Regions from separate parts of the Homo sapiens genome. Here all the other regions are linked to region 1. Evidence: chromatin contacts called from ENCODE Hi-C or POLR2A ChIA-PET data. All regions are on one chromosome and are shown on one strand. The core of a region is the stretch at or near the end of the contact, and the rest is flanking DNA. Distances in the headings are between cores, read along the strand shown. Region 1 has its middle 58 kb from the start of LINC02649. Region 2 overlaps PRKCQ (protein kinase C theta). Region 3 holds the start of PRKCQ-AS1 (PRKCQ antisense RNA 1). Region 4 overlaps FBH1 (F-box DNA helicase 1).

Region 1 (7,027 bases), core at 521-3,020:
TCATCTCCCAGCACTGCCTTCATCAGCCATTCACCAAACTAGACAGTTACAGCCCCTGTCTGTGAACTCGGGGTGCTTTGCACTTGTTCATAACATACAACATACATGCACAATGGCAAGTAAGCACGTATGTAATGCTTCACATCTGCCCTCCCTGCTGGATGGCAGCCACCATCGGGGCAGGGGCAACTGTCTATCCCACCCTCTGGTCTATCCTCAGTGCTAAGCACAGATTCCCACACATGGTAGAGATTGGTAAATATTCCCTAAGTAAATAGGTACCTGCCTCTCCCACTTCCACACCCACCCTCTGATAGCCTATTGCCCTTTTGCAATACTTCTTCCCATTCAAGGTTGAACTAGGATTCATTTCAATTTAGCTTTAAAAATATAAATACATGCCCACAGTGTGGGGGAGAAAGCACACACAGATACCCATAGGCTCCACCCTCCACCCACGGGAGAAGGCGCTGTGGCTATTTGGGGTCACAGTATCCTGTTACCTTTATTGAACATTCACTTTTTATCAAAGGTCTGAGGTACACTGTCTCATTTATTCTACACAACCTTAGTTAGAGACTCATAGGCTTGGGGCTTGAACATCTTGTCCAAGATCACACACCTAGAGAGTACTGAACCAGGACTGGAGCTAAAAGAGGTCTGATTCAAACACTGGGCTTCATCAGCTCCCTGTGCTACCTGCCCGGAAGTGGCTTCATTACTCTCAAAGAATTCGGCTTCCCAGCCCTTCCGCAAGCACTGCTACCAGGCTCTTCATCCTGCCATTCAATAGACACATCTGAAGTTTGACTTCCCGCCTCTTGGCTCCCACACCCCCAGGAGGCAGCTGTCAGAGTCCTTCAGTGGCTAAAGGAACGTAGCCTGGGCCTCCCAGGCATCACACACGCACCAGGAAATCATAAATTGAAAGGTAACGCTCTTCGGTTCTCGTCCTTACCTTAGCAGAGGTGTTGGAACAAGGCTGACATTTACAATGCACAGGAGCTTGGCTACTTCAGCAATTGCATGGCCACTGGTGTTCTGGAAGAATCCATTTAAATGCTAGACACATTTTCTCTTGGCACTTGAAACTAGGTTCCAGACGGGGGAAGTGGTTGAATACTAATTACTTGTAGCAAGGCCATTGGAAGAGCATCTTTCACTTTCTTTCCCAATTTCAATAATCTGTTCCTGAATGCTTCTTATCCAAACCCACGTTTCAGAAAACAAGTTTAAGAACTGGGAAAATCTACAGTTAGGATGAAATGAATAAAAATGTCTTTCCTTCATTTATTTGGCAAATATTTAGTGGGTGCTTACTATCCCAGGCAGGGGGCTAGATCTTGGGAAGAGAGTGCTGAGTCAAAACTGGCCCAGTTCCTACTCTCAAGGTGCTTAAGTCTAGTGAGAGAACGGGCATGAAGCAAATAATGACACCAATAAAGGTGAAACTGCAACTCTGGGTGTCCTACAAAGGAGGCATGTGGTCCGATGAGCGCATGTCATAGGGCCTAATCTAGCCCGGAGGGTGGGAAGACTCCTTGATGCCATGACACCATCTGATGCATTAGAAACCACCTGGTAAAGAGGGAACCGGACCCTTACTATCCAGAGGAAACAGCAAGCACAAAGGTGTTACATGGGAGGGAGTGTGCAAAAACAAGAGTTCAAGAAAGCCTCTGTGGCCGAGGAGTGTAGGCTGAGCTGAGGCTAGAGAGACAGGCAAGAACCAGATGCCCCAGGACACGGTGAGCTGTGGTTAGGACGTGTGTCATTAAACGCAAGAGCAACAGGAAACCATTGAAGGGCTTTTAAACCTTGCATGACACAATCAGTTACCTCAAAAATATTCCTCTAGTTTCTTGGTAGAAGAATGAGTAATATTAGGTAACTTATACTTCTCATATGAAATGGGAAAAAGAAGGCATCATTATCTCCGTGAGAGATTTGTGGAGAGGGAAAGCAACTGGTTCCGGGTCGTAGCTCACCAGAAAGTAGAGCACAGAATTCTTGTCCCATGTTCCTGAGTCTTAAACACCCATATTCTTTTGTTGTTGTCGTTGTTGTTGTTTTGTTTTGTTTGTTTGTTTTTGAGACGGAGTTTTTGCTCTTGTTGCCCAGGCTGGAGTACAATGGCGCGATCTCGGCTCACTGCAACCTCCGCCTCCCGGGTTCAAGCAATTCTCCTGCCTCAGCCTCCCAAGTGGCTGGGACTACACGTGCACACCACCACACCCAGCTAATTTTTGTATTTTTAGTAGAGAGGGGGGTCTCACCATGTTGGCCAGGCTGGTCTCAAACTCCTGATCTCAGGTGAGCCACCTGCCTCAGCCTCCCAAAGTGCTGCGATTACAAGCGTGAGCCACCACACCTGGCACCATTTTCAAAATAAATAGATAAAACTGTGTCAGATAGAGTCACATCATATGGCCCTCTTCATTTATGCATTCTGACATGCTGACTTCTGAAGTTGTCCAGGTACAAAATAACTCAGTCAGTGACCAGAAATATGAGCCATTTAATGTCTACCCCTGGGAAGAGTTAAGTCTTACTGCCTCCTCTCTCCACACACTAAACCAATTTCTCTTCCCATTTCTCCACCCTAAGTCACTTCCACTTTCCTAACTGCAACGTCTTACCTATGGCAAAGCCTATATTCACTGCATTTTCCCCATGGCCTCATCACACAGATAACAGACCCCGGAATCTGGAAAAGGGAAAAAAATATATGTATGTGTTGCTCCTTAAGACAAGACCAAATCATCCTATCCAGGTGCAGTGGTGCATACCTGTAGTCCCAGCTGCTCAGGAAGCTGAGACAAGAGGATTTATTGGGCCCAGGAGTTCAAGACCAGCCTGGGCAACCATCTCTGAAAATAAATAAGTACATAAATCATCCTAGATCACTGAGTCTATAATTCAGTCTTAAATTTGTTTAGGAAAAGTTATTTATGTTCTTGGTATCTCAGTATCTTTATCTAACAGCTGAAAAAAAAAAAACGTAAAAATAATCTGCTTGGGCATATAGGGAAGTAAAAATATACTGAAGAATCGCCATTCAGGGAAGATGAAGACCCAGGGAGGGGAGCCCATGTTGACAACTACTGTTTTAAAAAGCAATTGTCATTTCTACATACTAGCAGTAAATAATTAAAAAATGAATTTTTAAAAATCTTTAACTTTTTTTTTTTTTTTTTTTTTTGAGACAGGATCTCACTCTTGTCTCCCAGGCTGGAGTGCAGTGGTACGATCTCAGCTTACTGCAGCCTCAACTTCCTGGGCTCAGGTGATCCTCCCACCTCAGCCTCCCAAATAGCTGGGACTACAGTCATGCACCACCATGCCCAGCTAGTTTTTTGTATTTTTAGTAAAAACAGGGTTTTGCCAAGTTGCCTAGGCTGGTCTCGAACTCCTGGGCTCAAGCAATTGGCCTGTCTCAGCCTCTCAAAGTGCTGGGATTATAGGCATGAGCCACATCACCCAGCCTCTTTAACCTCTTTATGTTTGAAATTTGTGAATGTATGATCCAGTACAAAAAAAAAAGTTAACTAGTCTTTTTTATTAAATATATTTATATAATTTCTATTTATTTATTTATTTGGAGACGGAGTATCATTCTGTCACCCAGGCTGGAGTGCAGTGGCACAATCTTGGCTCACTGCAACCTCCACCTCCTGCGTTCGAGTGATTCTCCTGCCTCAGCCTCCTGAGTAGCTGGGATTACAGGTGCACGCAAACATCCCTGGCTAATTTTTGTATTTTTAGTAGAGATGGGGTTTCTCCATGTTGGCCAAGCTGGTCTCAAACTCCTGACCTCAAGTGCTGGGATTACAGGCATGAGCCACCGTGCCTAGCCTTATATAATTTTTATAATAGTATAGAAAAGCACCCCCAAAAAGGTTCCTAGCATGAGGCATAATAGCAGCCACTTGAATTAAAAACCCTCTACGCAATCTCCAAAAAGAAGTTTATCAAGAAGTACAAATAAGACACACATGCTTTCAGCATTACTGGGATACAGAGTAACTTCAAATGATGCCAAGAATTCCACACCTAATCTCAACATAACCACCTTAGGGGCTCTGCCTGTGGCTTCCAGACCATGGAAGTGGCGTGGGGGAGGGGAGACAGGAAAATCCTTGAAAAGCAGCGGACATGAGAACTGCTCCGTCGCACAGGGCCCCATGCTCAGGACACTACACATGGTTTAACACTGTCATTGCCAGCTTGAAATTCTTAGTAATTTGATTTTTTTTTTTTTTTTTTTTTTTGAGATAGGGTCTCGCTCTGTCACCCAGGCTGGAGTGCAGTGGCACCATCTCGGCTCACTGCAACCTCTGCCTCCCGGGTTCAAGCGATTCTCCTGCTTCAGCCTCCCGAGTAGCTGGGACTACAGGCGCCCGCCACCATGCCTGGCTAATTTTTGTATTTTTAGTAGAGACGGGGTTTCACCATGTTGGCCAGGCTGGTCTCGAACTCCTGACTTCAGGTGATCCGCCCGCCTCGGCCTCCCAAAATGCTGAGATTACAGGCATGAGCCACTGCACCCGGCCAGTAATTTGATCTTTGAACTGATGTTTGAGAAGTGAAGCTTGCTGCCTTGATGGCTGGGAATTCAGCAAGTGAGTAGAAGGGGCTGAAAGGAAGCGTGCTATGTCTACAAGTGAGTAAGTAAGAACGCCAACAGCCCCGAGACACCGCACTTTCTGTTTGACCCAGAACTTGCCCTGACTGCAGAAAGAAGGCAATGACGTTCTAAGAAACTCTAACCACTAAGGAGCCTCATCCTGACCTCCTACTTCCCTGTATTAGCCAAGTACACATGCTGAAGTGAGGAAAGGGAAAGCCAGTGAAACCCACAGTTCCTTCTCCTTTCAGACCTTCCTCACTCATTAGTACGTACGTCCAGGGTAGCCAGCAATGGCAGAACATGAGCGTTATCAAGCGGTGAATAAAAGCAGTGAGTTTGTTTTGTACAATATCTCCATTGTTCTCATAAGAACAAGATACATATGCCTATACAAGCTGGGAAATACCAGTTGTGTGATTGTGGTGAACCCACTTATGAGTTAAATGCGCTTATGTTTGCATGTAAAATTGTCACTGCACAATATAAGGACGAACTGTAGAACTCATGCTAATAACTTGTTTCTTTATTTTGAATAACATTAAATAGCAAATTTTAAAAAACAACATGACAAGAGAAAAAAGGTGAAAGATTTATAATTTAGCACCTCTAAATTCTGCTTTTTTCTTTCACATAGTCCCCAAATTCCGCAGACAATCTTGCGTTACGCTGTCAATGCTGTGAGCCAGCATTCTCCCTGTGAGCATAATGGAGGCAAGGCCTGCTTCGCACGCATGAGACCAAGGCCATCATGCGGGGCCCCAGGTTTGGCAGGGACCCCTTGCCCTTTATTTGGGTTAATGCTCTGCTGTTGCTGTTTTGAAATACTGAATAAATTTTGAAAACGGAGTCCTACATTTTACTTGGACTCTGCAAAATATGTGGACAGTCCTGGGTGAAAGAAGAACATTTGCATTGAATTAGAATTGGAGATCTCAATATGAATGTATATTTCCAATAATACAACCATATATAGATATAGATACACACACATACATATTATAGTTATTGTATGGTTTTATTTACGCATATGTGAACACACACACATATTTATCCCAACTCTGGCCACTGAAACACCCTAGAAGCAATGACACCCACTGGCAATAACACAACTACAACCAGATCTAGGACCGAGGGCTTGTTAGAGACATCGACAGTCTTAGAGCTGAGACAGGGAAGGCACAAGATGAGCCTGGAGTATTGTACAGGCCTAGAAATCAACGACGTCCTCAAAGCAGAAGAGGAGAGCATGCCGAAGGATACAGGAGCCAGCCTGAAGATGCTCCTATGACCCAAATCTGGGACAATTTGAGTGTCAAAATAAATAAGGACACTATGGATTATAACTCATTAAATATAATAGGAATCAATGAATCCATAAAATAAACAGTCTCAAGCTCAGTGGCTCATGCCTGTAATCCCAACAATTTGAGAGGCCGAGGCAGAAGGATCACTTGAGCCCAAGAGTTTGAGACCAGCCTGGGCAACATAGTAAGGCCTTGTCTCTACAAAAAAATTTAAAATAACCAGGCGTGGGGCACAAGCCTATAGACCTAGCTACTCAGGAGGCTAAGGCAGGAGGATTCCTTGAGCGCAGGAGGTCAAGGCTGCAGTGAGCTATGATCATGCCACTGCACTCCCACCTACGTAACAGAACTAGACCCAGTCTCTAAAAAATGATAATAATAAATAGAAAAACAAAAAAAAAAATGAAGGACAAGAGAAGTCTCCTCCTGACAGCAGAATCCTGAACAATAAACACAGAAGGAGGGGGTGGAGCTGGAAAATTATGTTTCTGCAATCATTATAGCAAAGATTGGTTGAGACAAGAATCATCAGTGAAAGCTAAACTTAAAAAGAAATTTGGATGAGGAGTAGGATGTCTTCGTGGCACCAGTGTTTCCCCATAGATTGCTTATTAGCTCCAAGGGAGAAAATAGTAAATATACGGTGGAAAAATTGAACAATACCTTGGGCAGGTGGTCAAAATAATTACCCGCAAGAGGCAGGTGGGGTGACAGGCCTTCATAGGTGATACCCCAAGAGACACAACATGACTTCCATAATATTCTAGCCAGGGATGTATAGCCTAAACATAATAGTGGAGAAACATGAGACAAAATCAAATTGAGAAACATTTGATAAAATAACTGGCTTGTATTCTTCAAAATTGTCAATATCATGAAAAACAAAAAGCTTAAGAAACTATACCAAATTAGGTGAGGGGCGGTGGCTCATGCCTGTAATCCCAGCACTTTGGGAGGTTGAGGCAGGCAGATCACATGAGGCCAGGAGTTTGAGACCAGCCTGGCCAACATGGTGAAACCCCGCCTCTACTAAAAATACAAAAATTAGCCGAGCATGGTGGCATGCACCTGTAGTCCCAGCTACTCGGGAGGC
Region 2 (7,220 bases), core at 713-3,212, 270 kb before region 1:
ACTCCTCTAGGGACTCATTTCAGTGGAACTGTTTAACATTTGTCCCTTGGTGTCTGGCTTCTTTCACCGAGCATAATGTCCCCAAGTTTCCTCCATGTTGTAGCAGGTGTCACCACGTCCTTCCTTTTTCAGCCTCAAGAATATTCCAGTTTAACCTTTGAAAGCCTCCATTGCCTCTTCTGTAAAATCGGATCAGTAGGCCATTTTTCAAAGGTTGTTGTGAGGATTTAATAAAATCAGGTAAAGCAACAGACAGCGCCCAGTGCAGTGCTTTGAGCCATGATAAAAATTAATTTAGCCTCCTTCTCTTCCCTTTCTAAATGATAAGTTACATGAAGACCAGGTGCAAGAAAAATGCCTTTCTCATGTCCGTGGTTCCTGAAGTCACACATTTGTGAGTGCTCAGTAATTAATATTATTTTTAACTGAATTGGATAATCTTCTTATTTAGCAAGTTAGAGATTAACTCCCAGAGTCCCAGTATCGTAAAAATAAAAATGTTACATTCACATTTTCCCGCTATTTTTCCCCTATAGATTAAAAAAAAAAAAAACAGAAAGGAAATAATAGCAGACTTTGTCACTCAGGAAAAGAAAGAGTTGACTTAAGACAATGTGGGTCTGGGCGCAGTGGCTCACGCCTGTAATCCCAGCACTTTGGGAGGCCGAGGCAGGCGGATCATGAGGTCAGGAGTTCGAGAGCAGCCTGGCCAATATGGTGAAACACTGTCTCTACTAAAAATATAAAAATTTAGCCAGGTGCGGTGGTACGTGCCTGTTGTCCCAGTTACTTGGGAGGCTGAGGCAGGAGAATCTCTTAAACCCAGGAGGTGGAGGTTGCAGTGAGCCTGGATCATGCCACTGCACTCCAGCCTATGCGATAGAAAGAGACTCCTCAAAAAAAAAAAAAAAGAGTGTGGGGTAGGATCTCCAACTGCTTAGGCGAGAGAGGAGGTTAAACAGTCATCACACAAATTCAGATTCTAAGGGCAGGTGAATGAATAGAACCAATAAGTGAAGACCCAGTTTCCAGTTATCTCCATTTATCAATGTCCTTGGCCTAAGTCAATTAGAGTTAATCACTGTGGAGTTAATTACAGTGTCTCTCCTTGCCGTTAACAATATATTCTGTGGTCATCGCATTATTAGAATGGGCAAATTGGTTCTTCAGTTGACAGTGTGACCAGGTCATTAAACAGACAAATCTCCCCGATGAAAAACCTTGAGCGATGTTGATTTTGGTGGAAACATAAAGCCATCCACAAACCATCCTTTCCAGGATGGATGTCAGGTAGTGGGAATTAAGCTCAAAACTGTGACTCACAAACAGTTTAACTTCCTTCAGGTTGATTTTCCCCATTGGTAAAATTCCCATGAATATTCTACATAACCCTTTGATTCTTCCAACATCGTTTTTCCCAAACATCTTTCCTGAGAGCTCTTCAAAAGATGGTAAAGGTACCATAGTAAGATACATGATGTAATGAACTTGACCTCGCTGAGGGGAAAATGGCCATGGTAGCCTGCTTGGAAGAAATATGCAAACCATCTGAGAAAGAGACAGCTCTCTCAGTGTCGTGGGGTTGGAGGTCATGTCTTTCCTTTTCACAACAGGAAGGGCTGGCACCTTCTGCTCTTTCGGTCCTGACAACTGTCTGCTCAGAGCATCAGCCAAACAAGGCCCTGTCATCCCAGCCAGGAAGGATGCGCGGTGCATGGGAGTGGCAGGACATTTGTGGAAGGAGTACAGCCGACCCCCCAGTTTCCTCCAGTCCTTGTCCCCAGGCTGGGGTTCCTTCCAGCACTTGCAGTTCAGCCCTGCTCAGCGTGTTTCTCTGGAAAACAGAACCGTGGGCCTTGTCAGCAACCTGCTGTGTGAGTTGGGTTGTGTGTTTGATCATCGAGGACAGTGTTTCAGCATCTGGAGGTGTGTGTTTGCTTTCCTTAGGTAACCACAAAGTAGTGGTTAGCGTCTCTCTAATTGATAAGGGTGACAGAAGCTGCTGCTGGCTTTAGAATGATGCCTGAACTCTTCTTCTGAAAATGAATGTGGTTAATTTAGTCATGACAGACACATTTCTGACTTCTTCCTCCCTCCTTTTTTCCCCAACGCCACCTTTCCCCATGGTGTTGTGTTTTTGCTTTTGTTTTTGTTTTTGTTTTCCTCTGTCTGGAGACTGAAAGAGACCAGACTGCGCTCAGCTGAAAGCTAAGGGAAGCCTGTGCTGCTCCGCCAGGGCTGAGTATTTTGTTTTCAGCTCCGCGAACTCCACCTGTGTGACTTTTTCTTCCTTTCTTTTTAAAAGTAAACATGGCAGGATGTGTGCTCACCAATTACTGAGCGCACAGAAATACAGGAACTGCTGGGCTAACGAACACGACTTCAAAGGACAGTGGTGAGGAGCCCTTGCCTCCCTGCCAGGCTTGAAAGGGCTGAGCTCTCCAGGGAGGGCAGGGCCCACCCTCAGGGCTCCACCAAAATAGTGACTTCCCAGCCTGTGACTTTCTTAGAGCCCTGAGGAAGGACTCAACGCAGGGAAAGGACGTGATGGCAGTGGGGATTCCCTCTTGCTTTGAGCCCTTCTGAATGCAAGCAGAAAAAGAAACCCTTTTATATTACTTTTTAATTGAATATAATAACAGAAACAATGAAAAGAATGTGACCTTGACTTTGCAACTCTATTTCCCAGGCATATTCCTAACAACACCTAAGAAAGCTAGGATGTAGGTAGCTTTTATCACCTTCGTTCTTTTTAGGTAATGAGTTAGAAGCACAAAGCAGGCAAGAGACCTCGTAACGTCAAATTTAATATTAAGCTGATCTTCTGATGGCCCAGGACATACCCCTGGGTGCTAGAATCTAACACGGAGACATGGATGGTGACGGGTACCTAGTGATCCAGCTGTTGAACTACACACAATTCTGCTGTTGTCCCCGAGGGAGAACTGTTCACTCTGAAGCTGCAGATGCTGTGTTATAGGGTGTTAAAGTCTCTACAGTTTCTATCAATGCTGTTGCATTCATGTTTTATTGCTTCTGCCAAAATACGAGTATTTCAAGGATGAAGTTCATGTTCTCCCACCAGCTCTTGTCTAAAATCCATGCTCAATGAGTATTTACTGTATGCAGGTTATTACTGAAGAGAGGACTTATGTGTTCTTCCCATGACATCAGAATGCAAGGATATTTCTCCAAGAGAGCAGGCTTCTATCTGCAAATGCATTCACCTGAGGATAGTGGTGAGACAGCCACTGAGCCTGGCAAGTCAGCACCACTCCAGGTTGTTGGGCTGAAAATAGACTAGAGAGAGTAATCTCTAGGCCCTCATTTTATAGGCAAAGAAGCTGAAACCCACAGAGGGTAAGCAGTTTCCCCATGTTTACTCTGTCCTTCATTGAGCTTTGTATTGGCTTCGTTGCTCTTAGTGAAAACACAAGGACTGGCCACAGTTAGAGCCGGGGTCCATGTGTGCATCCCAGGCTTCTGCCTCTGACAGAGTTGAGGAACGTGTTGAGAAGGTGTGGTTGCTTTCCTTGACCTTAAACTTAAATAGCGCAGAATTGCTTTGGGCTCAGCGTTTTAATCATGTCACATAAAAATCAGATGCTATCCACAGAGAAGAAAAAAAATCATTTGAAATGTGCATATGAATATTTATTAGAGAAAGAGTAAAGAGTAGATATTACTTCATATGGAAACGAGGAGGCTTGGAGGTGGCTTTAATATGCAGCATCAGTAAGAATCAATGCAAAGAGAATGCTATCTAGCAATTTTAAATGTTCACTCAAAGAGAAATGGGCTTGAATTATAGCAGGAGGATTCCTGTTTAGTTGTTAAAAAAAAGATAAAAAGTAATCAGTAGGTCTCAACATGGACTTACTAAATTCATGCCAGATTCACCTAGTTTCCATTTTTGTAGAGTCCCCAGACTAATGAATTATTAGACCAGTGAGAGAACATGATTTCAATGAGATATCTAACAAAATGGCTCATAACACTCCTATTAGAAACGTGAAAAGTACCTAGTGGGCACCTAGGGGGCAACAATTCCTTCAGATCCAGGAAAAGGGGGTCTTTAGGGGCAGGTCATAGAATTCGGTACTGGATTCTGCCCTAGTCATCAGCATTTCTAGAAATAAATGTCCTTAAGATTTAGAAGTTAGGCCAGATTTATAGCAGACCACACAAAACTCAAAGGGTCAGTAGAATGCAGAATCAAAATGATCATGTAGACTGAAAAACTAGGCCAACGCCAAATTCAGATCTGACTTTGGCAAAAGCCTTTACGCAGAGTCAACAGCTTAACTGGTCCAGGGCCAGGTGGGGAAATCATGAGAACATTATGATGAACAGGACTCCGGGGTTTTAGTTAGTTGACATTTCTATCTGAGTTGGCAGTAGAATGTAACGTCTGCAAAAGTCAGTTCATTCATGGTCTGCATTTATGGACCTTCAGTGCATCTAGAACTTTTACCTTCTGCTTATCAAATAGTATCTGGAAATACTGATTATTCTGGATATGCATTGTAATGATATTGACACTCATGAAAAGATGCTCAACACCCTTCCTTAGTAGGGAAATACAACACAAATCAATAAGCTCTGCTTCACACCCATTAGGATGGCTATTACCAAAAAAAGGGAAGGTGGTGTTGGTGAGGCTGTGAAGATGTGGGACCTTCTTGAATTGCTGGTGGACATGTGAAGTGGTACAGACTCTGAGGAAAACAGTGCAGTGATTCCTCAAAAAGTTAAACAGAGTTACCACATGATCTAGCAATTCCATTCCTGGGTATTCTCAAAATAGTTGAAAATGAGGACTGAGATACTTGTACACTAAACTCCGTGGCAGCATTATTCACCATGGCCAAAAACTAGAAACAGCCCAAATGTTCATCAGCAGAGGAACAAACAAACAAAATGGGGCATATTCATACAATGGAATATCACTCATCCTTAAAAAGGCATGAAACTTTCTGACACCTGCTACGACACAGATGAACCTTAAAAACATGATGCTAAGTGAGATGATCCAGAAACAAAGGACAAATACGCTAAGACTCCACTTATACGAGGTTCCTAGAGTAGTCAAATTTATAGGCATAGAAAGTAGACGAGCAGTTATCAGGGGCTGGTGAGTGGGAGGAATGGGGCGTTAGTGTTGAATGGGGACAGAGTTTGAGTTTGGGAAGATAAAATAGTTCTGGAGATGGATGGTGGTGATGGTTGCACAACAATGTGAATGTATGAATGTCACTGAACTATACAATTAAAAATGGCTAGCATGATACATTTTATATTGTATATATTTTACCACAATAAAAAGGTTATTAAACATAGACTGAGTATCCTGGCAGCAAGAACTAGTACAAAAAGCAAACTGACAAACTTTGTGTGTCTGGGCAAAGATGATCAAGACCATAGGTCTAGAAACTCTGACAAAGAAAGATAACTAAAGGAATTTAGTTATCATTTACTGTCAAGAAGAACAGGCAGAAGAGGGTGCTGGCCACCCTTAATTAGTTGAAGGGATTTCCTGTGGCAGAGGCATTACATGAATTCCACTTATTCAGAGTAACCAGAGGGCAGAATCAGGACCAATGGAAGAAATTATATCCAAGGAGGTAAATTTCAGTGCAGGAAAGAACTTTCAGCCAATTAGAACTATATTTTGAAAAGAAGCAGGGGCACTGCTAAATGCACAACTGAGTGTTCACAGTATACTCAAGAAAGACATTTTATGCAATTTGTGATGCAGAGTGCTGCGCTGATGAGTTCTCTAAAGCAGCGGTCCCTAACCTTTTTGGCACCAGGGACCAGTTTTGTAGAAGCCTATTTTTCCACAGACTGGGGTGGGGAATGGTTTCAGGATGATTCAAGCACATTACATTAATTGTCCACTCTATTTCTATTATTATTACATTGTAACATATAATGAAATAATTACAACTCACCATCATGTAGAATGAGTGGGAGCCCTGAGCTTGTTTTCCTGCAACTAGATGGTCCCATCTGGGGGTAATGGGAGACAGTGACAGGTCCTCAGGCATTAGATTCTCATAAGGAGTGTGCAACCTAGATCTCTCACTTGCGCAGTTCATGATAGGGTTTCTGCTCCTGTGAAACTCTAATGCTGTGGCTGATCTGACAGGAGGCGGGGCTCAGGCAGGAACGGTCACTCACCGCCTGCTGTGCACCCCAGTTCCTAACAGGCCACGGACCACCACTGGTCCATGGCCTGGGGGCTGGAGGACCCCTGCTCTAAAGGGTCAACATAGGTGAATTTAGAAAAGTCAGCATCCTCCAAGTTCTCAGAAACATTCTCCGATTCACTGATGAGTCGTGAAAATATAGTGAGGCAGAATGTTAGGGCCAACAGAAAGGAAAGTAGGGCTCTAGGGATTACAGTCACCAAGGTTTCTACCCTTGTGCAAGAGAACCATCACTTAATACTTAGTCATGTCATTTTCAATTATTAAAAATAAATTCATCACGCCTGTAATCCCAGTACTTTGGGAGGCTGAGATGGGCAGATTGCCTGAGCTCAGGAATTCAAGACCAGCCTGGGCAACATGGTAAAACCCCATCTCTACTAAAATACAAAAAATTAGCTGGGCGTGGTGGGGCGCACCTGTAGTCCCAGCTACTCCGGAGGGTGAGGCAGGAGAATTGCTTGAACCTGGGAGGTGGAGGTTGCAGTGAACTGGGTGACAGAGCGAGACTCCATCTACAAAATAAATAAATGAATAAATAAATTCAAAGTCCTTCATTTCTAGAGAGTATGGAAATAGGTAAAAGTCAACAGCTTAAAATCTGAACTAGGAAAATCAGTCTTATTCCAACTCCGACTTTCCAGAGTCCATGACCAGCTGGCACTAGGACAACTCTGGCAGACTTATGTCACTTTGGTGACGTCAATGTGACATCACAGCCAAGCAAGGAAAGGCCCCCATTATCTTAGTGCCGACTAGATGTTCTAAAGGCAGGAGGAGCCAGGGAGGGGGCATCTTGGTTTGAAAAAGCTTTTCCCCATGTCCTTCAAACTGAGCCATGCCTATGATAGATTTGAAATGCAGCTTTTGTCGTGACATTTCCCAATGGAACAGCTTCTGTAAAACGTTTCCTCTCTCTCTGCTAAGAGGTCATTCCTGTCTGGAATGCCTCCAGTACAAAACTAGCCTTGCTTCTTTAGCTTCCCCGAGGTCCAGCAAGGAAAGACC
Region 3 (6,585 bases), core at 847-3,346, 310 kb before region 1:
AAATCTTTTTAAATATTAGCTTGGTCATGGTGATGTGTGCCTGTAGTCCCAGCTATTTGGGAGGCTGAGGTGAGAGGATAACTTGAGTCCTGGGGGATCAAAACTGCAGTGAGCTATGATCACGCCGCTGCACTCCATCCTGGGCAACACAGCAAGACTCTGTCTCAAAAAGAAAAAAAAAAGTCCTTATCATACCTGGTGTATATATGAAACTTTTTCTAAAGCCACTAACTACTGATTAAATTAACAGGACATATGAGCTTCCTTTCAGTGCCTAATTGTCAATGAGAAACCCAGATATGGAGCGTGAGGAATCTACCATCTTCTAGGCACAGTAGCTGTTATCCGTTTGCCATTTCTTCTTTGCACTGTAACAGGATCCGCTGAAAAACAATTGGAGAAAGAGCCAGATGGATGGCAGTCTGAACTAGGGAAGCTTCTGTTTTGTAGTTTGCAGAAAGAATCTGCATGGGGATCACTGCTTAAGCTTTGCCTCTTTGTTTCCAGACACAGACGCACTTTCCTGCCTAATTTCCATAGCAAATACCCAATGAGCGCCTACTGTATGCCAGGTTCTGATGATGTCAGAGTGAGCCAGCACTTCCGAGGTACTGGCCACTCTCAAACCTCCTGGCTAGGATCTTCCAAGAGCTACAGCCTCTGGCCTGAGGGTCAGTCCAATGCTGTTAGATATTGACAAATGCGGGGCTAATTTTAATGGAATATAGTTTTATCCTTAAAAGGTGTGTGTGTTTTGGCTTTATTTGGGTTCATATAGATTAGGGGCATCATCATAACTCGCTTCCTAGTGCAGACCTGAGTGATTTAATCAAGTCTTGAAACACTTCGGGGCCTCAGTTTTTCATCTGCCTTCCCAACCTCTGAGGTTCTTTTTAGTTGACATCCTACATTCCCATGATCAGAAGGCTGCTAATTCAACTTTTGGCTTTTGTTAAACCTTTTTTTTTTTTGAGGCAGAGTTTTGCTGTCACCCAGACTGCAGTGCAGTGGTGAGATCTCAGCTCACTGCAACCTCCTCCTCCCAGGTTCAAACGATTCTCCTGCCTCAGCCTTCTGAGTAGCTGGGATTACTGGCACGTGCCACAACACCCAGCTAATTTTTGTATTTTTAGGAGAGACACGATTTTGCCATGTTGGCCAGGCTGGTCTCAAACTCCCAGCCTCAAGCGATCCACCCGCCTCAGCCTCCCAAAGTGCTGGCATTACAGGCATGAGCCACCGCACCTGGCCTGTTTTGTTTTGTTTTAATCGTTTTTAATGTCTCTCTCAAAACAAGAAAAGAAAAAAGGACAAAAAATTACTATTTTACTTCTCAGATTAATCTGATCTTAGTACACTACAGCAACAAAAGTCTTAATCAAGTACGTTTTAATTATTTGGTGTCATCATTGCAAGGAAACCATTCAGTAAGAATATTAGTAACCAGACATATAATTTTCTAACCTGAATGAGAAATTAGTTACATGGAGTATAGAAAAAGAAACCACCCCGTTTATCCTCCCTGTGACCATCATTAGTATTACCCGCAAGGCATAAAAAGTCCTAAAATGACACGCACGGCGGCAACATTACCTTTGCAGCTTCAAGCACAGTAAAGTTGAAAGCAGTCCCACCTTGGCAATTGTGTATAAAACGACAATGTGCAGATACAGGAAAAGTCCCAGGTCCGAAGCCACCTAGGAACGATGACCCCAGGACAGAAGTGTGCCCAAACAAATGCCTGGGGTAGGTCATTTTAAAAGGAACAATGTTTACAAGCCCTTTCTAGCGTGAAAAACAGAGAAAAGAGACCCAGCTCTTTCCACCCAATCTGCTGGAGCGCCGTTTCGTTTTCAGTTGGGCGAGAGGGAGACATGTGGCCTCTCGCCCCTTTTCCTGACTCTGAGAATGTGGCCGGAGCCGGGGCGCTCCTGCTCCGCCTCGCCGCCCTCCCGGGGCTGTCCTGGGCCCTCCGGCCGCCGCCTCCCGCTCCAGTTCGCAGCTGGGCGACAAGTGGCTGGTAAGGAGGCCAGGGGCGGGAGCCTGGGCGCGGGACCGGGGGCGCACGGCGGGGGACCGAGCGCGCGTCCCTGGCTAGAGGTGCCGGGTCCCGGGAGGCCGGGCTGGCGGGGAGGCTGGCGAGCGCCCCCTGGCGGGCACCGCCTTCTAGGCGCACCCGCAGTGCGCCGGGCCCGCCAGCCCCGCCAGCCCCGCCAGCCCCGCCAGCCCCGCCAGTCCCCGCGCAGTCCCCGCGCAGTCCCCGCGCAGTCCCAGCGCCACCGGGCAGCAGCGGCGCCGTGCTCGCTCCAGGTAGGGCCCCGCGCCCCGCGCCGCCGCCGGGAGGGAGCGGGCTGGAGGGGCCGAGACCCGTGGCGAGAAGGGCTACCCGGGCCCCTCGGAGAGCCTCCGGGAAGGGGTGAGGGCTGCCGGGTGAGCAGGCGGAGTAGGAAATGGAACCAAGCGGGCGCAAGAGCGCACCGGGAAGAATTTCCCCGCTGGGTTTCTGGGACGCAGGTCGCACGGGATGCGGGATGCTGGCGACCTTAGCCGGGTGGGGGCCGCCGGCCTGGGGGCGCTTCCTCCTTTCTTCTCCCTTTTCCTTCTCACCTGAACGAAAGGGGGCCTGCGGGGAGGGAAGAAGGTGGAAAGTTTTTGTATTCTTGGTAAAAAAAAAAAAAAAAAATGCGTGAGGAAACATGTTTTCTGGAGATGGTATCCTGTCCACAGGGGAGCATAACCCCTTTTCTGGGAATGTATTGGAGCACGGACGGGGGTGCCATTGCTCAGGCTTCTAAACAAGCCAAGTTTCTGGTCAAGGGCCTGGGGGAGGGGGAGGCAGGTCTTTGAAAGATACCAAAAAAAAAAAAAAAAGAAAAATCTGCGTGCTCATTCCTGTAGCCTCAAGTGAGGTTATTCCCCAGCTTTGAGGGCCAGGTTAACCAAGCAAAGTTTGTGCAATAAAGTATCTTTGTGGTATTGGATTTTCGAGAGCCACCGTTATCAATGGGAGAGTGACTGTTGAATGCTACAGGCGTGTGCACTCCCCCGTGGGCATGAAGAGAGGTCCACGGGCTGGCTGGATTGGGAGACTCCGGTCATTTCTGCAAGGAGAGCGCCACAGGACTGCCTTGTTCCCTGGGCTGTCCTGCCCCTGTGCGGGCTGGACGTGGTGCTATAAAAGATGATTCAGGAGTGGCACAGGCTGAGGGGGACTAGGCTGGAGAAGGTGGAGGGAAGAGGGAGCACTCCGTGCCCTCTTCCTGTCCATGGGAAATGAACCATCTGTGCCTGGTGTCCAAGTCCTTGACGTTCCAGTTGCCCTTTGAGAGCACACCTCAAGCCTGCTGAATTCTTTTAAGAACCACCTACAAGATCTGAGAAGTCCGCCCATGCTTTCTGTCAACTCCGGCCTCTTTGACCTTTTCTTTTGCCAAAGAAAATTCTAAACCACTGGGATTCGTGAGGCTCCGTGAGAGAGGCAAGAAGCCTGGAGGGTCCACTCCGTTGCTCTTTTCCCTTGGTTTGCTCCCTAGAAGCCATGGTCCCCACTGGGCCCTTCTTGCCCGAGGCTGTGTGATAGACAAGCCCTATTCCTAAGGTCCTGGGTCCCCCACCCCACCCCACACCCCGACCTTGTGAATCATCATCTTCATATTTTCCCTAACTTATCTTTGGTAACCCTTGTAAAATGGCAGGCTTACTGCGGATGCTTAATCTCTTTTAAAAGTGCTGTGTCTAGCGGGAAGAAGAGTGACATTTACTAATATGGTTGCAAATTACTTTTGAAGTTTATGCACAGCTGTTTAAAATCCCTCTGAGATCAGTGCCATTGTTTGATGCAGGTGCTTACCGCAGAAGGCTCTTGTTAGTCCCTTCCTCCTGCTGATTGAACATACATATATTTAAAGACGTGGCGTAGGGAGAGCTTCTAAAACCTGCAAAGCCAAAGCTGCACAGCTCCTGCAAGTTAGCGATCCACTCTAAGTTTTTCAGTTGTTGTTTCTGTCTTCTTGCCTCTCATGAACTTCTGTTTCTGATTTCAAGAGTAACCTGCTGGGCACCATCAGCCTTTGTTTCAGTGACCTGCGATTTTCTTCTACACTTTAAAAATGTCAATATCCAGGCAAGACTCTTGTCACCCACCATCCGCGTTGTCATGTTCATTTCCGCTACTGTCTTGTGCTGTGGTGCCTCGGGATGGCAACTGTTACTTGAGGAGCTAACTTCTACCTCTGTTCTCCTACAGACATGTCCTCATTGCGTCTTCGCTCACCATACACGGTGCAGCTCCTGGAAATTTGATTTGTTTTGCTGTCTCACTTCTCCTTCAGGCAACAAGGGGATGGTGTTCGATTATTCACACCTCAGCTCCTTCTGTAATCTCAAAGATCCCTTTCAACAATAATACTCTCTGTCTCTTGTTAACGCCAGGCATCAGAAGCCCCCTTACATAGCCGGCTTGTCACTGGTCATTTCTATAAAGTATTCTCATTCTAACACATGCTGTCTCTTCCGTGGAAAAGACTAAATTCTTCTCTGCAATGAATTAGATGTTTTAACCAAAATTCCATGTGGACTGGGTCCAGAATTTTCTTTCAAGAGTATGGGCTTGTGGTACAAGTATGTAACTTCGGGGATTCAGAAGTAGACCTACACAGACAAATCTCCTTATAACGTGTTATTTAATTATGGTATATTTGCCTTTCTGGAAATTAGGAATTAGAGTTAGTACTTCCTGTTTTTAATGCATTTGATTGATGTCTTAGAGTTGCTGATTATGTTGTTGCCCCTAAAAATGTTGCTAATGTGCTGGTTTGTTAACAAGGTTATATTTGATTTCAGGTGATTTCCTTTTTATGGAGTTCAGTCTTTAATTTTTTTCAATAATTTGCCTCAAATCATTTAAAATGATATATTGTTATATAATGAAAATCCCAGCAATATAGACGTGATTCCGTGTGTGTGTGTATGTGTGTGTGTAATCTGTAATTTAAAATAGAGAAATTAGTATTGTGACGGCATACATAGCATTAAACTCATGCTTGCTGTTTCTGTTGTTTTAACACTTTAAGCAGCTCATTTCTAAGCAGCTATGTGTTCAGCTCAGCTTTTTCATACCTATTCCAATTGTTAAGGAAGAAGTCATGAGAAACTATAGAAAAATGTGATGTTGAACCAGAGAGATGGATTAAAAGCTGTTTCCTTACAATGGTGAAAATATCTTTCATTATTTTAACATGCCAAGCATTTATACATGTCAAATTCTGATTGCTCTGTCATCTAAACACATTCTTGGGGACAAAATGAGCATCAGAGTTTTAAAATTAGGAAAGCTCACTCAAGCCCAGAATCATAGATTTTTGCTCCTGGATTAAATTAGCAAGTATTTGGCAGGACATCTTTCTGCAGGTTGCTGTAGGTTGATGTTAGCTTTTGAATTAAGCTAATAGTATTAATTATAATAATAATAATCAGCATCAACAAAACCAATGAAATATGGTTTTGAGTCTTTATTATTTAGAATTTATGTGCTGTATATCATACTCAGAATTTTATTTATATGTAAGAGGCATTACTGCTTCATTTAACCTCCAAAAGCCTTTATAAATTAGATATTATTATTATTCCAGTTTTTCAGATGAGGAAACTGAGGCTCAAGGGGTAGAGCCCCTTGTCCAGGTCTTATAACCAGTCAGTGGTAGAGTCAGGTTAGTTGGACCATCCAGATTAGTCTAACCATCAAGCATTTGCTTTAAACCGCAGTCCCAGGTGACCTACCAGTTAACTTTTTTATTGTGGTTAAAATACACATAACTTAAAATTTAACTTCTTAACTATTTTCTAGCGTACAGTTCAGTGACATTAAGTATATTCACATTGTTTTGCAACCATTGCCATCATCCATCCACAGGATTCTTCTCATCTCCTAAAACTGAAACTCTGTCCTCGTGGAACATTCGTTCCTCATCCGTCTTTCCTCTCAGCCCCTGGCAGCCACCCTTCTACTTCCTGTCTCTAAGATTCTGACTGCTCTAGGGACCTCACAGAAGCAGAATACAGTATCCATCCTTTTGTAACTGTCTTATTTCACTTAGCATAGTGTTCTCAAGCTGTATCCATGTGACAGCATTGGACAGGACTTCCTTCCTTTTTAAGTCTGAATACTATTCCATTTATGGATATACCACATTTTGCTTATCCTTGTATCTGTTGATGGTTGCTTCTATCTTTTGATTATTGTGAATAATGCTGCCGTGAAGAGGAACACGCAGATATCTGTTTGAGGTCCTGCTTTCAATTCTTTGGGGTATGTACCCAGCAGTAGAATTGTGGGGTCGTAGGGTAATTCTATGTTTAATTTTTTGAGGAACTGCCATATTGTTTTCCACAGTGGCTGGACCGTTTTACATTCCCACCAGTGGTAGAAAGGGTCCCAATTATTCCACATTCTCAGCAACGCTGTCTTTTGTTTTGTGTTTTTTGAGATGGAGTCTCGCTGTGTCGCCAGGCTGGAGTGCAGTGGCATGATCTCAGCTCACTGCAACCTCTACCTCCCAGGTTCAAGCAATTCTCCTGCCTCAGCCT
Region 4 (6,869 bases), core at 1,138-3,637, 340 kb after region 1:
ATCACTTGAGCCCAGGAGTTCGAGACCAGCCTGGGCAACATGGCGAAACCCTGTCTCTACCAAAAATACAAAAATTAGCTAGGCATAGTGGTGCACACCTGTAGTCTCAGCTACTCGGGAGGCTGAGGTTGCAGTGAGTTGAGATCGTGCCACTGCACTCCAGCCTGGGCAACAAAGCAAGACCCTGTATCTAAACAAATAAACAAAAAGAATCTAAGATTCTGTGAGACCAAGAAGCTGTCTTTGGCCAGACATAGTGGCTCAAGCCTGTAATCTCAGCAATTTGGGAGGCCAAGGCAAACGGATCACTTGAGGTCAGGAGTTTGAGACCAGCCCAGTCAATATGGGTGAAACCCCATCTCTACTAAAAATACAAAAATTAGCCAGGCATGGTAGCACACGCCTGTAATCCCAGCTACTCTGAGGCTGAGGCCTGAGAATCGCTTGAGCCCGGGAGGTGGAGGTTGCGGTGAGCCGAGCAAGATGGCACCACTGCACTCCAGCCTGGGCTACAGAGAGAGACTCCATCTCAAAAAAAAAAAAAAACAAAAAAAAAAACCTGTCTTTGAAACATAACTTCATGTCACTTAACACCTCAACAATGTAATAATTTCCTTCACTTTCCCAAAACTTAAAGAAACAAATGAACAAAATGGCTTCTGGTGATTCTATTAGCTATATTTTCTAAGGGGGAGGGGTCAAAGAAAAAGAAGGTTGCCCTACTCTTGGGAGATAAAGGGGCTTATCGTTCTAGGCAGCGCAGGAAGCAATGGCTCGCTTTTTATCTCCAAAACACCCCCGTCCGTGGCTCCACTATTTTTAACACGCTTTCCTAGCCTCTGAATTACTGCCCAACTCGGGATCTTCATTATCCCCATGGCCTTCCCTCCTGGGCAGAGACTGGACTCGACACTTCTGAAACAGGATATCCCCAAATTTATTCACAGGCTGTGATCAACAACAACAAAAAAGGCTGGACATGGTGGCTCACGCCTATAATCCCAACACTTTGGGAGGCCGAGGCGAGTGGATCACTTCAAGTCAGGAGTTTGAGACCAGCCTGGCCAACATGGTGAAACCTCGTCTTTAACAAAAAAAAAATACCAAAAAAAATTAGCCAGGTATGGTGGTGTACACCTGTACTACCAGCTACTTGAGAGGCTGACACAGGAGAACAGCTTGAACCCAGGAGGCCGAGGTTGCGGTGAGCCAAGATCACACCACTGCCCTCCAGCCTGGGCGACAGAGTGAGACTCTGTTTTTTAAAAAAAAAAAAAAAACAGCAGAGTGCCTCCACTTCTAACAAGGTCTTACAGCCTTAAAAAATCTGTTCCCACAAATAGGCAGTTTTTCTGGGACTTCCTCGCAGGACCCCTGAGGGCAGACAGCCCACCCCAGTCTCAGTAATGGGGAAGTATTTCTCTAGATTCTGTATTCTTTTCTTCTATGGGGAAAACAAAATGCATGCAGCAACCAACTGACAACCTTCCAATCAGCTTTAAAAAGTCTACTTCACTTTTTTGTTTGTTTGTTTTGAGACAGAGTCTCACTTTGTTGCCCACACTGGAGTGCAGTGGCACGATTTCAGCCTACTGCAACCTCTGCCTCCCGGATTCAAGTGATTCTCCTGCCTCAGCCTCCTGAGTAGCTGGGATTACAGGCATACGCCACTACACCCAGCTAATTTTTGTATTTTTAGTAGAGACAGGGTTTCACCATGTTAGCCAGGCTGGTCTTGAACTCCTGACATCAAGTGATCCGCCCTCCTAGGCCTCCCAAAGTACTGGGATTACAGGTGTGAGCTACTGCGCCGGGCCTATTTCACTCTTATGCATACAACTGGTGGGACTCTAAAGTGATAACAATCTCCATGAAAAAATTGGCAACATCTAGAAAAGTCACACTTGGCCAGGTGCAGTGGCTCATGCCTGTAATCCTAGCACTTTGGGAGGCTAAGGCAGGGCAGATCACTTGAGCTCATGAGTTTGAGACCAGCCTGGGAAACAGACAAAACCCCGTCTCTACAAAAAATACAGAATTAGCCAGGTGTGGTGGCACACACCTGTAGTCCCAGCTGCTCGGGAGGCTGAGGTGGGAGGATGGCTTGAGCCTGGGAGGCGGAGGTTGCAGTGGGCCAAGATTGTGCCGCCATATTCCAGCCTGGGTGACAGAGCCAGGCCTTGTCTCAAAAACAAAACAAAACAAAACAACAGAAAAGTCACACTTGCATTTATCTTTACCCAGCAATTCCACTTCTAGAAATGCATGCTGAAGATGCACTGGCAAAAACAGAAATGACCTGTGCACAAGATTGTGCAATGCAGCATTATTAATGAAAGCAAAAGGCTGGAAGTGACCACGTCCATGAGCGAGAACGGCATAAATCACAGTGCGTCAACACAGAACACTATGCAGCTGACCAAGAGGCGAGAGAGCTCTGTGAGCTGATAAAGAGGGATTTCCTAATTTGGGTAGGACAACAAATAAAAGAATAAAAGGGCAAAAAATAAAAGAGTAAAAAATAAATAAAAGAGTGATTCCCATGGCTTCTAAGTGACAAAGCAAAGTACACAACAGTGTATCTGAAATGCTACCTTCTGTGGAAAAGGAGAATATGAAAATACCTACGAATTTGCTAATACTTGCATAAAGAAATACTGAAGGATTAATCGCTAATTGTTTAAAATAACTACCAATGGTGGAGGCAGAGAACAGTCTGAAGTGAACAGGGAGGTAATGAGACTTCTCTTATCACAAAGTTTTGATCTTTTCTTTTGAGACAGGGTCTCACTCTGTCACCCAGGCTGGAGTGCAGTGGCACAATCTCAGCTCACTGCAATCTCCGCCTCCTGGGTTCACGCGATTCTCCCACCTCAGCCTCCTAAGTAGCTGGGGCTACAGGTATGCACCACCATGACTAGCTAATTTTTCTGTATTTTTTGGTAGAGACAGGGTTTTGCCATGTTGGCCAGGCTGATCTCTAACTCCTGACTTAAAGTGACCTGTCTGCCTCAGCCCCGCAAAGTGCTGGGATTACAGGGGTGAGCCACTGTGCCCAGGCGCAAGGTTTTGACTTTGAAAACATTAACAGGCCTTACACATCAAGAAAGATCATTAAATCAAAAAGAAGCAAAGCAACCCCTGTAGGTATTATGAATAAACTACATGTCTAACTGCAAATTAAGTTGGTAATAAAACCACAAAAGCAAAAAGGACTTACTTTAAGTGACTTCAGAACATGATATTTTGACTAATAAATACATCATTCATGGAGAAATGGAGCTGTTAGGAAATCTTCAAGTCCAGTCAGTATTCCATTAATACTGGCATTATTTTGAATATTATTTTTAAATACATAGAATAGTATCAATAAGTAATAAATACTATTAGGAACCAAGATTTCAGTGTATGAGAAAAGATTCAAGTGTGAGAAAAGAAGTAAAATTCCTTTCGTGTTAAATGTGAATTAGATTATGGAACACAATTTATGATGGCTGAACGTGTGAAGGGCCAAAGCCTCTGACAATGCAGATACGGTGCAGCTTTTGAAACCCAGGAGAATGAAGAGAACATGTGTAAACAGTATCATTTTTCAGCACTTACTGATGGTGCTGCATACCTGGTTAAAAAGAAAAAAGAAAAAGGTGCCGTTGTGCAACAAAGCAAGGTAATGCGTATCTGCTGAGATGGCAGTTACCCTCAGAAAGGAGGGAGGGTGCTAGGATGGCCAGGGGCCACCAGGACAGCTCCGTGATGGCTGGCAGATCCCATCTTCTAATCTGGTGGATGCTCACAACATCATCATTTTAAACTGCTATATGCTGTTTTATATACTTGTGTTATATTTAACAACAAAATGTTGAAATTTGCCTGGTGTCACACCTATAATCCCAGAACTTTGGGAGGCTGAGGTAGGAGGATCACTTAAGCCCAGGAGTTCAAGACCAGCCTGGGCAACATAGTGAGTGAGACCCTGTCTGTACAAAAAAACAAAACAAAAAAAAAACCAGCCAGGTGTGATGGTGCATGCGTGTTCCCAGCTACTTGGGAGGCTGAGGTGGGAGGACTGTGCCTAAGCCCAGGAGGTTGATGCTGCAGTAAGCCATGATCGTGCCACTGCACTAAAGCCTAGGCAACAGAGTGAGAGCCTGTCTCTTTGAAACAAATAAAGTTTAAAAACTGGGATTGGGATTATCAGTATGAACCACTGTTTTTTTTTCTTTCTTTTCAAAAATACACATTTCCTAGCTGTGCCTCTTCAAAAGATGAGCAATCAGCATCACTAACGGGGAAAAACTAACCTACTCCTAAGGAGGCTGTGAGCCTCCTCATGTGACGAGGCAAAGCACGAAGCCCTCTCCGGCCTCCCATGGGGCACGCCTGCCAAGACTCAGGCTTGAATCGAATCAAGCCTCTACGGCTAACTTCCAGTTACTGGAAAGCCAGGACAGGTAATGATGGCAGAACAAGTTACACAACCACACCGGGAAGCAAACCAAGAATGGGGACGCTCTGTAGGACGAATGACCCAGTTTATGCAATGAGACAAGAGCATGGGAAAAGCAGGGAGGGAGTCCCGTACAGCTCTCTATTTAACTTAAGAGACAAGCAACCAAATGTTGGTTTGGACTCTGACTTGAACAAATCAACTGTAAAAAGGCATTTCTGAGACAATCATAAAAGTATAATTATGGATCGGGTAGTAGAGGCCACATATGATAACATTTATAAAATACGAAAATGGCATGGTAGTTATGGGGAAAAAAGTACATATTTTTTGGAGATGTGTACATATAGGTATGATTTGTATATGAATGTTCAGTGTATTGCTTTCTTTACTTTTTAATGTCTCAAAATTTTCATAAGCAAAAACAAAAAGTCCTGTGTAGCCCATGTTGTGAGATGATATCACTGCTCTGTAATACCCTGCACAGTTCTACCAATTGACAATGTGGTTTTGTGACAGGCCTAACCACTTCTGTAACACGACTTCCATGAGAAAACCATACTGGAGGGTCTAAAAAAGTACTTATAAACCAAAGTTTATACAAAAATGTTTGTATAGGTAGAGACTATTTGTACATAATGATTTATTCTGCTTAACTCCTGGGGGTACTGGTTTAGAGATTTTTTAAAGTCACACTTTTCTTTAAACCAGAGGTCAGCAAACTACACGTGGGCCACATCCAGACAATGGCCGTTTTTGTGAATTAATTTTACTGGAACACAGCCATACTTGTTCACTAATGTACTGTCAACAGGGGCTCTCGCACTACAGCAGTGGGGCTGGGTAGCTGCAACAGAGATCATGTGACTTGCAGAGTCCGAAATCTTTACTGCCTGGCCCTTTACAGAAAAAGTCTACAGACGATCCATGTGCTTTAGTGGCTAAAGATGCAACGAAAGAAAAAGGGCTTCAGTTCTAAGCTCTGACGCTTAAGCTGTTGCACTCGGTGAAGCCCAGGTGAAAAGCTGTTCTGGGAAAAATGCATCAGATTTCAAATTCTGGAAACATTCCTATGGCCAAGTCAGCCTACCTAAGAGAGGCCTGGAGGAAAAATGACAAAGGAGGCATGAAAAATGGGATACACATGCAAGCTAATCAGTTTTATGCAGGAAACCTTTGCCCTGTGATGTGTCATGTAGAGTATTTATTTGCAAAGCTTCTCTCTTTTAAGTTTTGATATTATCTTCCTCAAAATCCTATTCGTTCACTTTCTTGTCCATCTCCTCGCCTGGATGGGCTCTATGAGGGCAGGAATTTCCCTGCCCACTGTTATGCCCCAGTACCCAGAAAGGTGCTTGGCAAGTGTTAGGCCCTCAATAAATATTCCATTATGAGCATCAGGGTTCTACTGCACTTAACACCTCTGAGAGTTGAATATCATTTACTCAAAAGTGGTGACCGCCCACCCTGCCTGCACCCTGTGGTTCAACCCCAGAGCACATAGGGCAGTACGGCGCGGCTCACCCCACGAGAGTAGGCAATATGGCACTGAGAATAAACCATCCTGCTACACACAATCTTTGTTCTGGAGACAGCTAAGCAAGAAAGAGTATTTATATTAACTTTTACACTTAAGTTTTAGGTTTCAGGCTTAAATATCTTGGGTTCAGGGAAAGATGGACTAAGTAGTAACTATTAGCTCAAATTTCTGTTCTAGTTTCTGACAGGGTTGAAAAGACTAAATGGTTTATACTCCAGCTGTTTAGGCAGAAAAAGAGATAAAATAAGTAGAGTGTGAGAAGATGGTTTGTGGGAAGGGTAAAGAGTGAGTGCTGACCAGCTCACTTTTCCACATGTCTGTGACAAAGGCCAGGTGCCTGAACACTTACTCTCCCCGGCAAGGATGTGTTCTTCTGGAAAGTCTACTTTTCAAATGCCATTTCAAAAGGGACTAAAGAGTGAGAGGGAGGAAGGCTGGGTGCACAAAACCTTCCTGGCATTTTTCCCTGTGAACACTGAGAATAGGGGCAAAGCAAGGTGGCTCACACCTGTAACTCCAGCACTTTGGGAGGCTGAGGCAGGAGGATCACTTTAGCCAGGAGTTCGAGACCAGCCTGGGCAATATAGCAAGACACCGTCTCTAGAAAAAAATTAAAAACTAGTCAGGTGTGGTGGCATGCACCTGTAGTCCCAGTTACTCAGGAGGCTGAGGTAAGATAATCGCTTGAGCCTAGGAGTTCCAGGTTACAGTGAGTGATGACTGTGCCACTGCACTCCAGCCTGGGTGACACAGTGAGATCCTGTCTCAAACCAAAAAAAAAAAAAAAGAACTAATTGAGTAAAGGAGAAATTAAGAAATACATGACCACTGCTGGTATCTTTTTTTTTTTTTTTTTTTTTTTTGAGATGGAGTCTCGCTCTG

What was found. Hi-C counts contacts between places; a loop is a spot of excess contacts on that map. ChIA-PET counts read pairs that join two places held with the same protein, here RNA polymerase II (POLR2A). Pooled maps may share reads with other maps.
Region 2: a pooled map shows a loop between it and region 1 (5-fold over the local background). The contact joins two enhancer-like sites. A Hi-C loop is called at or near these places in 4 of 50 pooled maps. POLR2A ChIA-PET finds 5 or more read pairs at or near these places in 2 of 52 experiments (GM12878 and activated T-cell).
Region 3: a loop to region 1 is called in a pooled map, with 4 times the contacts of the local background. The contact joins the promoter of PRKCQ-AS1 here to the enhancer-like site in region 1. A Hi-C loop is called at or near these places in 7 of 50 pooled maps. POLR2A ChIA-PET finds 5 or more read pairs at or near these places in 2 of 52 experiments (activated T-cell and activated naive CD4-positive, alpha-beta T cell).
Region 4: POLR2A ChIA-PET joins it to region 1 with 12 read pairs in H1. The contact joins two enhancer-like sites. A Hi-C loop is called at or near these places in 1 of 168 maps with a recorded cell type or tissue (ascending aorta) and 3 of 50 pooled maps. POLR2A ChIA-PET finds 5 or more read pairs at or near these places in 1 of 52 experiments (H1).

The regions. Positions count from the first base shown.
Region 1 is chr10:6,265,199-6,272,225 of GRCh38, reverse strand. It overlaps a transcript of PFKFB3 not described here. Among named protein-coding and RNA genes, the nearest start is that of LINC02649, 58 kb to the left of the region's middle. RefSeq lists silencers at 54-254, 1,694-1,894 and an enhancer at 1,515-1,564. Within about 2 kb of position 1,770, at least 8 of the 41 ENCODE cell types and tissues checked have a DNase peak (open chromatin) inside an H3K27ac peak, as active enhancers do.
Region 2 is chr10:6,538,318-6,545,537 of GRCh38, reverse strand. The region is part of intron 1 of PRKCQ (protein kinase C theta); the gene reads left to right. Among named protein-coding and RNA genes, the nearest start is that of PRKCQ, 38 kb to the left of the region's middle. Within about 2 kb of position 1,962, at least 5 of the 41 ENCODE cell types and tissues checked have a DNase peak (open chromatin) inside an H3K27ac peak, as active enhancers do.
Region 3 is chr10:6,575,936-6,582,520 of GRCh38, reverse strand. It overlaps PRKCQ-AS1 (PRKCQ antisense RNA 1), which reads right to left and starts at 2,096. Exons shown (of 2, transcript NR_036503.1): 1 at 1,594-2,096. PRKCQ (protein kinase C theta) reads left to right here and starts at 2,245. Exons shown (of 18, transcript NM_006257.5): 1 at 2,245-2,310. RefSeq lists silencers at 1,834-1,983, 1,994-2,243.
Region 4 is chr10:5,928,054-5,934,922 of GRCh38, reverse strand. All of the region lies in intron 19 of FBH1 (F-box DNA helicase 1), which reads right to left. Among named protein-coding and RNA genes, the nearest start is that of FBH1, 41 kb to the right of the region's middle. Within about 2 kb of position 2,387, at least 2 of the 41 ENCODE cell types and tissues checked have a DNase peak (open chromatin) inside an H3K27ac peak, as active enhancers do.